Regions from separate parts of the Homo sapiens genome. Here region 2 is linked to region 1. The links are chromatin loops, found by intact Hi-C in ENCODE. Cell type or tissue: heart right ventricle. All regions are shown on one strand. Links, peaks and the distances in the headings refer to the core of each region. The heading gives the core; the rest is flanking DNA. Region 1 overlaps KCTD2 (potassium channel tetramerization domain containing 2). Region 2 overlaps SUMO2 (small ubiquitin like modifier 2).

What was found. Peaks named below come from ENCODE experiments on the same cell type or tissue, not always from the same donor. Only the 100,000 strongest peaks of a DNase experiment are listed, where the experiment ranks them.
Region 2: a loop joins it to region 1, with 2.1 times the contacts of the local background. A loop is called at or near these places in 13 of 110 quality-filtered maps.

The regions. Positions count from the first base shown.
Region 1 is chr17:75,057,930-75,063,300 of GRCh38, forward strand. It overlaps KCTD2 (potassium channel tetramerization domain containing 2), which reads left to right. Exons shown (of 6, transcript NM_015353.3): 4 at 1,581-1,676; 5 at 4,191-4,316; 6 at 5,089-5,371. The coding sequence ends at 5,118. Among named protein-coding and RNA genes, the nearest start is that of KCTD2, 13 kb to the left of the region's middle. In heart right ventricle, for the core only: a CTCF peak has its summit at 2,226 (motif pointing right); a DNase peak (open chromatin) is centred at 2,131; H3K27ac peaks cover 1,939 bases.
Region 2 is chr17:75,162,235-75,167,605 of GRCh38, forward strand. It overlaps SUMO2 (small ubiquitin like modifier 2), which reads right to left. Exons shown (of 4, transcript NM_006937.4): 4 at 3,352-5,371. Among named protein-coding and RNA genes, the nearest start is that of JPT1, 10 kb to the left of the region's middle. In heart right ventricle, for the core only: no CTCF peak of the experiment used is centred there; no DNase peak of the experiment used is centred there.

The DNA of each region.
Region 1 (5,371 bases), core at 310-5,309:
CATGCCTGTAATCCCAGCACTTTGGGAGGCCTAGGTGGGTGGATCGCCTCAGGTCAAGACCAGCCTGGCCAACATGGCGAAATCCCGTCTCCACTAAAAATCCAAAAAAATTGGCTGGGCACAGTGGCTCATGCCTGTAATCCCAGCACTTTGGGGGCCCAAGGCGGGCGGATCACCTGAGGTCAGGAGTTTGAGACCAGCCTGGCCAACATGGTGAGACTTCGTCTCTACTAAAAATACAAAACTTAGCCAAGCGTGGTGGTGGGCGGCTGTAATCCCAGCTATTCAAGAGGCTGCTGAAGCAGGAGAATCGCTTGAACTCGGGAGGCGGAGATTGCAGTGAGCTGAGATGGTGCCATTGCACTCCAGCCTGGGCGACAGAGCGAGACTCTCTCAAAAAAAAAAAAGGAAAAAAAAATAAAAAATTAGCTGGGCGTAGTGGCACATGCCTGTAATCCCAGCTACTCGGGAGGCTGAGGCAGGAGAATCGCTTGAACCAGGGAGGTGGAGGTTGCAGTGAGCCAAGATCACCCCACTGCACTCCAGACTGGGCAACAGAGCGAGACTCCATCTCAAAAATAATAATAAGGCTGGGTGCGGTGGCTCATGCCTGTAATCCCAGCACTTTGGGAGACCAGGGCAGGTGGATCATGAGGTCAGGAGTTCAAGACCAAGCCTGGCCAACATGGTGAATCCCCTTCTCTACTAAAAATACAAAAATTAGCCAGGCTTAGCGGCAGGCGCCTGTAATCCCAGCTATTCGGGAGGCTGAGGCGGGAGAATCGCTTGAACCGGGGAGGCGGAGTTGCAGTGAGCTGAGATCGCGCCACTGTACTCCAGCCTGGGCGACAGAGTGAGACTGTGTCTTAAAAAATAATAATAAATAGGCCGGGCGCGGTGGCTCATGCCTGTAATCCCAGCACTTTGGGAGGCCGAGGCGGGTGGATCACGAGGTCAGGAGATCGAGACCATCCTGGCTAACACAGTGAAACCCCGTCTCTACTAAAAAATACAAAAAATTAGCCGGGCGTGGTGGCGGGTGCCTGTAGTCCCAGCTACTTGGGAGGCTGAGGCAGGAGAATGGCGTGAACCTGGGAGGCAGAGCCTGCAGTGAGCCAAGATTGCACCATTGCACTCCAGCCTGGGCGACAGAGCGAGACTCCGTCTCAAAAATAAATAAATAAAATTATAATAATAATAAATAATAATAATTTTACCTTATTTTTGACTTGGGGAAATGGATTAAATCTAAGTTTGTTGGCATAGTTGCTCAAGCATTCATCCCTCTGAAGTTCAGAATTATTTTACCTTTTTTATTCTTTCACTCTTTGGATATGTTTTTATTGAAAAGCCACAGTATGCTGGCTTGTGGTCACTTAAAAAGAAAAACATTTTTTAAAGAGAAGGGAAAAAAAGAAACGCCACAGTACTATTTGTAAAAGGGGATAGTGGGTGGCTGCCAAGAAAAGATTTCCAAGCAAACTCCTTTTCAGTGTTTATTCATTTGAAGAGCCTCCTTGGGGCAGCTGCAAACTGTGGTGTCCTTGGTGCTGTTCTCAGTCTGCGCCTGGTCATTGCAGGGCCCCGTGAAGCACGTGTACAGAGTCCTGCAGTGTCAGGAAGAAGAGCTCACGCAGATGGTGTCCACGATGTCCGACGGCTGGAAATTCGAACAGGTACATCTCTTAACAGAGCAGCAATCCCAGGCCCCGTTCAAGGGGTCTGCAGCTCTTCAAACAATCAGTGTGGATGGCCAATTAATAACCACGGGAGACGGCTACGGCCAGGTGGGATCCTATTCCAAAACATGGGCAAAGAGCCATTTGGTGGGCACTGCTGGCCTAGTGGTGCGTGAGGAGTTGGGGAAACAGAGGAGCATCATGTCTTAGCTTCACACGCAGACTTTCCAGGGGAGCCAACGAGCAGTTTAGGCTTGAAGTGCCTCAAAGCCTTTGGTTTTTGTTCCCTCACAGGGATCGTAGAATGAGTCCCTAAAGGAGACTGGGATTCGACAACAATCCTTCCATTTCTTTTCCCAGGGTCAGAACTTTTTGGTTCTGAATGTCTTATGTAATCCACCGTGAAGAGCTTGGTGAACAGCTGTGCTAGGAAGGATCAGGCGCCATGGGAAGTGTGGTGCGGCCGTTTCCCCTACTTCTCTCCGCCTCGTGCTTACGACTGAGCTATCAAAACAAAGCTATGACAGTTGGAGCTTCACTGTTCTCCTCCATTAGATGGCAGACTTGTTAAATTCTGTTGCCTTCAAAACATAGGAAGGCCAGAGCGAATAGAGTAAATACAATTTTTTTTTTTTTTGGAAAGTCAAATCCCTTTCTTCATTCCATCCCTTTTAGACATGGCATTTAAAACAGACATTGCTACATCACTAACTTCCCACAAGCTGTGGTGTCCACTGGAAAAATGTAGTCCTTGATATTTCTATTTCACATTCAAGTGATCCTCTGCCACTTATTAACTGGTTCACTTCAATTTCAAAAAGCCAAAAAAGTCCTCTAACATAAGCCTTCCAAGGTGATACTTTCAGAAACCAGGGTTGGAACTAACCAGACAACAGCGCGACAGCCAAGACCAGCTGCTCTTGATGCCCTTTTCACTTCTGTGTTGTCCTGGTTGAAGTTGGCAAAGAGCAGCTGGCCGGCGCCGGCCTCCCCGCTCTGGCTCGCCAGGTTCATGGCTGGGCGCGTGGCGAGTGGGCCCGGCCAGGGAGGGCGCGCGTGCGAGGGCGGGTCAGGCTGCACTCAGGGTCTCGGTCGCCGCCACTCGCCACCCTGGGATCAACCGCCTGAGTAAATATGATTTTATACGGATTATGCCTACTTATGTGTAGAGTTTTAACAGGTCAACAGCTGTCTCACCAGATGCTTACCTTCTAAAAGAAAACTCACACTTTGCATTAATGCTGTTATCTCACAGATCAAGTGCAAAGCTGTCTCTGCCTTCAGAGCCAGCGGTGATTATTTCTCACACTTAGCTTCCACCACGGAATCCACTCTGCCTGTGTCTGTCATCCTGGTTCTTACTGGGCATGGGTTGTAAAACGTCGCCAAGAGTTTAATGCCCTCCACTCCAGAAGTATTTTTCCTAATATGAGCTCTTAAGCAAAGGATTTTTTTAATGTATTCTTTGTGAAACTAAAATGAATAATTTCTTGTTAATTTCTCATCTTATTACTGTCCCGTGGGAAGACGGAGGGTGTTCCTATTGCCTCCCTTCTGGATGAGGAAGTTTGTTTCAGACAGGCGGAGGCGCCCCCAGCCCCATCCTACCACAGTCAGCCATGCCGCCCATGTGAGGCCTCGCCTGCTCACTGGGATGCCCTCACCCTCTGCCTGAGCTGCTCCCCTGCGTGTGTATTTCCTCTTTAGAATTAAATTCTGAATTCTATTATCCAAAAAGGTTAAAAGTACCAGCATGCTGGGCACGGTGGTTCACACCTGTAATCTCGGCACTTTGGGAGGCCACGGTGGGAGGATTGCTTGAGTCCTGGAGTTCGGAGACCAGCCTGGGCAACATAGCGAGACCCCCCTTCTCTATCAAAAATAAAAGAATTAGCCAGGCATGGTGGCTGTAGTCCCTGTAGTCCCAGCTACTCAGGAGGCTGACGTGGGAGGATCACTTGAGACCAGGAGGTGGAGGCTACAGTGAGCTGTGATTGCACCACTGCACTCCAGCTTGGGTGACAGAGCTAGACCCTGTCTGGAAATAAAAAGTACCAGCAGCATATGACTTCCAGTAGCTGATCAGTGATTGGCTCGGTGCTTTCCAGAGCCTCCTGTCCCCAGTCTAGGGCTTCTGCTGATAGAGGAGCCAGCTGTGTGTGTGACTGAGGCAAATGTCCATTTTGTTGGCAGATGCGTTCTGTCTTCCCTTGCTGTGCTCGACGGGGCGTGGGCATGTTAATCCTGCCGCTGACGGGGGGGGACTTCAGAGCTTGGGTGAGGGGACAGTGGAGCTCATACTCTTCCTCCTGGGGAGGCCTCACCAATGATGCCCTGATGAAGAACAGGCCCATTTCTCCCCGGGGGCTTTGGTAGTCACAGAGAACTCATATAAAGAGTTAAACCTTTGATAACTTAAAAGTTCAGTCGGAAGAGGGGTGATTTGTGTAGCACTTTCGAAAGTATGTTAAGATTGCCACATGAATGTTCACTGTATTCTTGGTTCATCAGCTCATCAGCATCGGATCTTCCTATAACTACGGCAATGAGGATCAGGCAGAATTCCTCTGTGTTGTCTCCAGAGAACTAAATAATTCTACCAATGGCATCGTCATAGAGCCGAGCGAAAAGGCGAAGGTAAGGAGCCCCTTCCCTGGGCAGTTGCCTCTGGCTTGCTTGTTCGCACCCCCTCCGTGGGCTTTTCCTGAACTCTTGCTCCTCACTTCTTCCCTGGCCTTCTAGAGCCAGCGTTGCATTTTCCCCTCGTTTTGTTATTTTTGACTGTTGTAATTTAATTGGGATTTACGGAGCACTGACAGGTGTTTTTAGTTAGAAAATATGAACCTAAAAAGGGTAGACTTTCTCCATCCTCTGCCAAATCAATGAAAAAGAAAAGCTGGTTGCCACTAATTACTACAGGGTAGGATTTCTGAACTCAGACTTGGAAGGTATTTTGATTTATTCTTTAAAACTGTGCTTTTTTCACTGCCTCAGGAGAAAAGGGTGTTTTCTTACCTTGGTGACCTTTACCTCCCTTAAGTTCCTGGAAAACTGTTTCTTTTCCCTCCACTGTGCACCCCCCTCACCCCCAACACACACACACACACACACACACACACACACACACACACACACAGCTTCTAAATCGTGGATACCAGGTAAGCTGGAACCACTTCCTTTCAGTTGGCAAAGCTTTGGTCCAACAGCATATAAGCTTTAGACCCAGCTGTGCCCAGCAAGAGAGTGTTTCGCACCAGAAGCACTGCGGGTGAGGCTGCGGCTGCACCCCTGCTTGCTTCCTGGGATGACAGGACCATCATGCCACTCATCGGGTCCAGTGGAAAGCATCCCCCGACATCTCTGTCTTTCCCTCAGCAGCCTCAGCCTCTCCCCCATCTCCAACTTTCAGATTCTTCAGGAGAGAGGATCGCGGATGTAAACTAAGACCCCGAAAACTCCAGACCTTCAGGAGAGCAGTCAGCAGAGCCCCTCTGTGAAGTGAAACCTCACTCCTGTCCAGTGACCGAGCCACTGCAAAGCACAGCTGATCCTGGCCCCCTGTGAAGAAGTGTTCTGGTCAAAACTAAAGGAACTCCCTCCCCACCTGCAGGACTCCGAAGACAGTGCGACTTCTGGCTGCAGAATACCTTTTCAGAAACCTGCTTTCATTTGCTTAGCCAGTATTAGAACAG
Region 2 (5,371 bases), core at 232-5,231, 100 kb after region 1:
TTTAGCCACATAATATGCCTTTAAAATATGAACGGTAAAAATACATATATATATATATATATATATATATATATATATATATATATAATGTATATAGTTTTTGAGACGGAGTCTCCCTCTGTCACCCAAGCTGGAGTGCAGCAGCGAAATCTCGGCTCACTGCAAGCTCCACCTCCCTGGTTCACGTCATTCTCCTGCCTCAGCCTCCCAAGTAGCTGGGACTACAGGCGCCCGCCACTACACCCAGCTAATTTTTTTTATTTTTAGTAGAGACGGGGTTTCACCGTGTTAGCCAGGATGGTCTTGATCTCCTGACCTTGTGATCCACCCACCTCGGCCTCCCAAAGTGCTGGGATTACAGGCGTGAGCCACTGCGCCCGGCCAAGAAAACAAATATTAGGTGATAATTCTTGGACTTTAAAGTGTTTCACAAAGCCCTCAGGGTACAAGAAATCCTAAAAGTGAGGCCGGGTGTGGTGGCTCACTCCTGTAATCTCAGCACTTTGGGAGGCGGATCTTGAGGTCAAGAGATCAAGATCATCCTGGCTAACACGGTGAAACCCCATCTCTACTAAAAATGCAAAAAATTAGCTGGGCGTGGTGGCGGACGCCTGTAGTCCCAGCTACTTGGGAGGCTGAGGCAGGAGAATGGTGTGAACCCGGGAGGTGGAGCTTGCAGTGAGCCAAGATCACGCCACTGCATTCCAGCCTGGGCAACAGAGTGGGACTCCATCTCAAAAAAAAAAAAAAAAAAAAAAGAAAAAGAAAAGAAAAGAAATCCTAAAACTGCCTCATATAGTCACAGCACTGCTTACAGAGAAATAACAATCTACAATCCAAACAACAGATTAATTTCAAACTAGTTTATATACTCTGTTCTAATTATGTTTTACCTCAAGGAACTTTTTAAATTAGCTAACCACTATAAAAACCAAAGTCTCATTATAAAACATGCATACAGGCATGCCTCATTTTATTGCACTTTGCAGATACTGTGTTTTTTGGTTTTTTTGAGATGGAGTCTCACTCTGTTGCCCAGGCTGGAGTGCAGTAGCGCAATCTCAGTTCGCTGCAACCTCGGCCTCCTGAGTTCAAGCAATTCTCTGCCTGAGCCTCCCAACTAGCTGGGATTACAGGCATCCGGGATGTCTATGCTGCACTGAACTGTGATTACACCCCTGCACTCCAGGCTCGGTGGACAAAGCAAGATCCTGTCTCCAAAACAAACAAAAAAGTACTTTAAAGTATGGCACAGTGGCTCATTATTCCCAACACCTTGGGAGGCTGAGGCGGGAGTATTGCTCGAGTCCAGGAGTTCGAGGCTGCAGTAAGCTATAACTGCACCACTGCACTCTAGCCTGGGCAACACAGAAAATAAGATCCTGTCACCCCACTCCCAGAAAATAAAAATTAAAGTATGTATTTTTTTTTAAGACATAATGCTACCGAATACCTGACTACAATATAAACTTTTTTTTTTCCAAGACAGGGTCTTACCCCGTCAACATAGCTGGACTGCTGTGGCGCGATCACAGCTCATTGCAGCCTCGGCCTCCCCCCGAGCTCAGGCAATCTTCTCACCTCAGCCTTCAGAGTAGCTGGAACTACAGGCATGCACCACTGCACCTGGCTTTTATTTTTTGTAGAAACAGGGTCTCACTATATTGCCAGGGCTGAACATAACTTTTATATGCACTGAAAAACCAAAAAATTTGTGTGACTCGTTTTATTGAGATGACTTCTTTATTGTAGTGCTGCAGTCTGGGACCAAGCCCGTAGTCCCTGTGAGGTATGCCTCTATTTCCTACCACAACCAGCAGTAACTTTCAAGTCACCATTTAGATAATCAGAACTCTAACTCATCCTGTAGATGGATGCTTTGCTTCTTAGGGTACCAAAGAGACAGTGAGACTCTGTCTCAGAAAAAGAAAAAAAAAAAGATAAAAACAAAAGACAACTTACATGTGGGAGACACCATGCTAGGCATCTCAAACACACATTGCCTGGGCACGGTGGCTCATTCCTGTAATCCCAGCACTTTGAGTGGCTGAGGCGGGTGGGTCACTTGAGGTCAGGAGTTCGAGTCCAGCCTGGCCAACATGGTAAAACCCCATCTCTACCAAAAATATAAAAAATTAGCCAGGTGTGATGGCACACGCCTGTAATCCCATCTACTCGGGAGGCTGAGGCAGGAGAATCACTTGAACCCAGGAGGCGGAAGTTGCAGTGAGCTGAGATCCTGCCACTGCACTCCAGCCTGGGGGACAGAACAAGACTCCATTAAAAAAAAAAAAAAAAAAAAAAAAAGTAGGCCGGGCACAGTGGCTCACGCCTGTAATCCCAGCACTTTGGGAGGCCGAGGCAGGCGGATCACGAGGTCAGGAGATCAAGACCATACTGGCTAACACAGTGAAACCCCGTCTCTACTAAAAAATACAAAAAACTAGCCGGGCATGGTGGCGCGTGCCTGTAGTCCCAGCTACTCGGGAGGCTGATGCAGAAGAATGGCGTGAACCCGGGAGGCATAGCTTGCAGTGAGTCAAGATTGCGCCACTGAACTCCAGCCTGGGCAACAGAGTGAGACTCCATCTCAAAAAAAAAAGTAAAATAAACAGGGCGCGGTGGCTCCCGCCTGTAATCCTAGCACTTTGGGAGGCCAAGGTAGGCGCATCACCTGAGGTCAGGAGTTTGAGACCAGCCTGGCCAACACAGTGAAACCCCGTCTCTACTACAAATACAAAAAAATCAGCCAGGCATAGTGGTGGGCGCCTGTAATTCCAGCTACTTGGGAGGCTCTGTCTCCAAAACCAAACAAACAAAAAAACCCCACAAATTTTAAAAAAACAAGCTGGTGGCACTGTACATATAGGAAAATTAGTCTAGCTGATTCAAGAGTAAAATTCATACATATACAAACATAAAGAAAAATCTACTGCATTCCTGTTGTCACTGGCAATGCTCATTTGCTATAGAAACAGGGAATGTAAAGAGTGTATCAAAACAAAGGTACAGCAGCCGGGCGCGGTGACTCACGCCTGTAATCCCACCACTTTGGGAGGCTGAGGCGGGCAGCTCATGAGGTCAGGAGATCGAGACCATCCTGGCTAACACGGTGAAACCCCGTCTCTACTAAAAATACAAAAAATTAGCCGGGCATGGTGGTGGGTGCCTGTACTCCCAGCTACTCAGGAGGCTGAGGCAGGAGAATGGCGTGAACTCGGGAGGCAGCTTGCAGTGAGCCGAGATCGCGCTACTGCACTCCAGCCTGGGCAACAGAGCAAGACTCCGTCTCAAAAAAACAAAAAACAAAGGTACAGCAGATTAAGAGAAATAACACATAATACTACATGGTGACTTGATGGTAGATTATATTGGTAGGTTGACAATCAGTATGGACAAAAACAATCAACAAGCATTAGGATACTATCTCTAGTCCCAGTTTTATAGTCACCGTCTATTTCACAACTTTTCTGGAACTTGGCTTTCTCATCTATAAAATGGCAGTGAGGCCGGGCGCAGTGGATCATGCCTGTAATCCCAGCACTTTGGAAGGCCAAGGCGGGTGGATGAACTGAGGTCAGGAGTTTGAGACCAGCCTGGCTAACATGGTGAAGCCCTGTCTCTACTAAAAATACAAAAAAATTAGCCGGGCATGGTGGCGGGCACCTTTAGTCCCAGCTACTGGGGAGGCTGAGGCAGGAGAATGGCGTGAACCCGGGAGGTGGAGCTTGCCGTGAGCCAAGATTGCGCCACTGCACTCCAGCCTGGGCGACAGAGCAAGACTCCGTCTGAAAAAAAAACAAAAACAAAAACAAAAACTGTAGTGGTTGGGCATGGGGTCTAACACCTGAAACCCCAACACTTTGGGAGGCCAAGACAAGGGACTGAGGCCAGAAGTTCGAGACCAAACTGGTCAACATGGTGAGACCCCACCTCTAATTTAAAAATAATAAAAATTTGGCCGGGCACAGTGGCTCAAGCCTGTAATCTCAGCACTTTGGGAGGCCAAGGCAGGCAGATCACCTGAGGTCGGGAGGTGGAGACCAGCCTGACCAACATAGAGAAACCCCTTCTCTACTAAAAATACAGAATTAGCCAGGTATGATGGTAGATGCTTGTAATCCCAGCTTTTCCGGAGGCTGAGGGAGGAGAATCAGTTGAACCCGGGAGGCGGAGGTTGCAGTGAGCTGAGATCATGTCATTGGTCTCCAGTTGGGGCAACAAGAGCGAAACTCCATCTCAAAAATAAACATTTTTAAAAAATTAAAAAGGGGCTGGGCATAGTGGCTCACGCCTGTAAACCCAGCACATTGGGAGGCTAAGGCAGATAGATCACTTAAGATCAGGGGTTTGAGCCCGGCCTGGACAATATGGCGAAACACTCTCTATAAAAAATACAAGAATTAGCTGTGGTGGCATGCACCTGCGGTTCTAGCTACTCACGAGGCTGAGCAGGGAGGATCTCTTAAGACCTGGAGGTGGAGGTTGCAGTGAGCCAAGATCACACCATTGCACCACTCCAGACTAGGCAACAGAGGCATAACCTCTTTCAAAAAGACCTAAGACGGGAGGCTGAGGCAGGAGAATGGCGTGAACCCGGGAGGCGGAGCTTGCAGTGAGCCAAGATTGTGCCACTGCACTACAGCCTGGGAGACGGAATGATGCTCCATCTCAAAAAACCACCACCAAAAGAAACCCTAAGAAACAAAAATTAAAATAATAAAGACTGTAGTGACCTGTATATTTAAGGTTCTGAGGATGGATATATATAGATATTTTCTGTCCCTCAATATTCTTGAATAGGCCAGGCGTGGTGGCTCATGCCGTAATCCCTGCACTTTGGGAGGCTGAGGCGGGTGGATCACCTAAGGTCAGGAGTTCGAGACCAGCCTGGCATACGTGATAAAACCCTGTCTCGACTAAAAATAGAAAAAAAATTAGCTGGGCGTGGTGGCATGCACCTATGACCCCCCAGCTACTCAGGAGGCTGAGGTTGCAGTGAGCTGAAATTGCACCACTACACTCCAGCCTGGGCAACAAGAGGAAAACTCCGTCTCAAAAAAAAAATCCTTGAATAAGGAACGAAAACTTTATTTTAGGTTAGGGAGTATTTACTTATGATAAGTGCAGGCTAGAATGGTTCAGTGTTTTATCAGCAACAAAGGCAAAATCAGAACTTTTTCCTTGCCACATGTGCTACCCTATACCCTATGCTCCGTGCCTCACTTAATATACAGAAAATACCTGGAAATCCACGATACTATGGCCCAATTTTTCTGCTAGTATACTTGCATATTAACATGGGACCTAGAGAAACTTTTGGAACAAGGTGATATTTATAAAACTGTTATTCTTTGTTTGGCATCAGTAT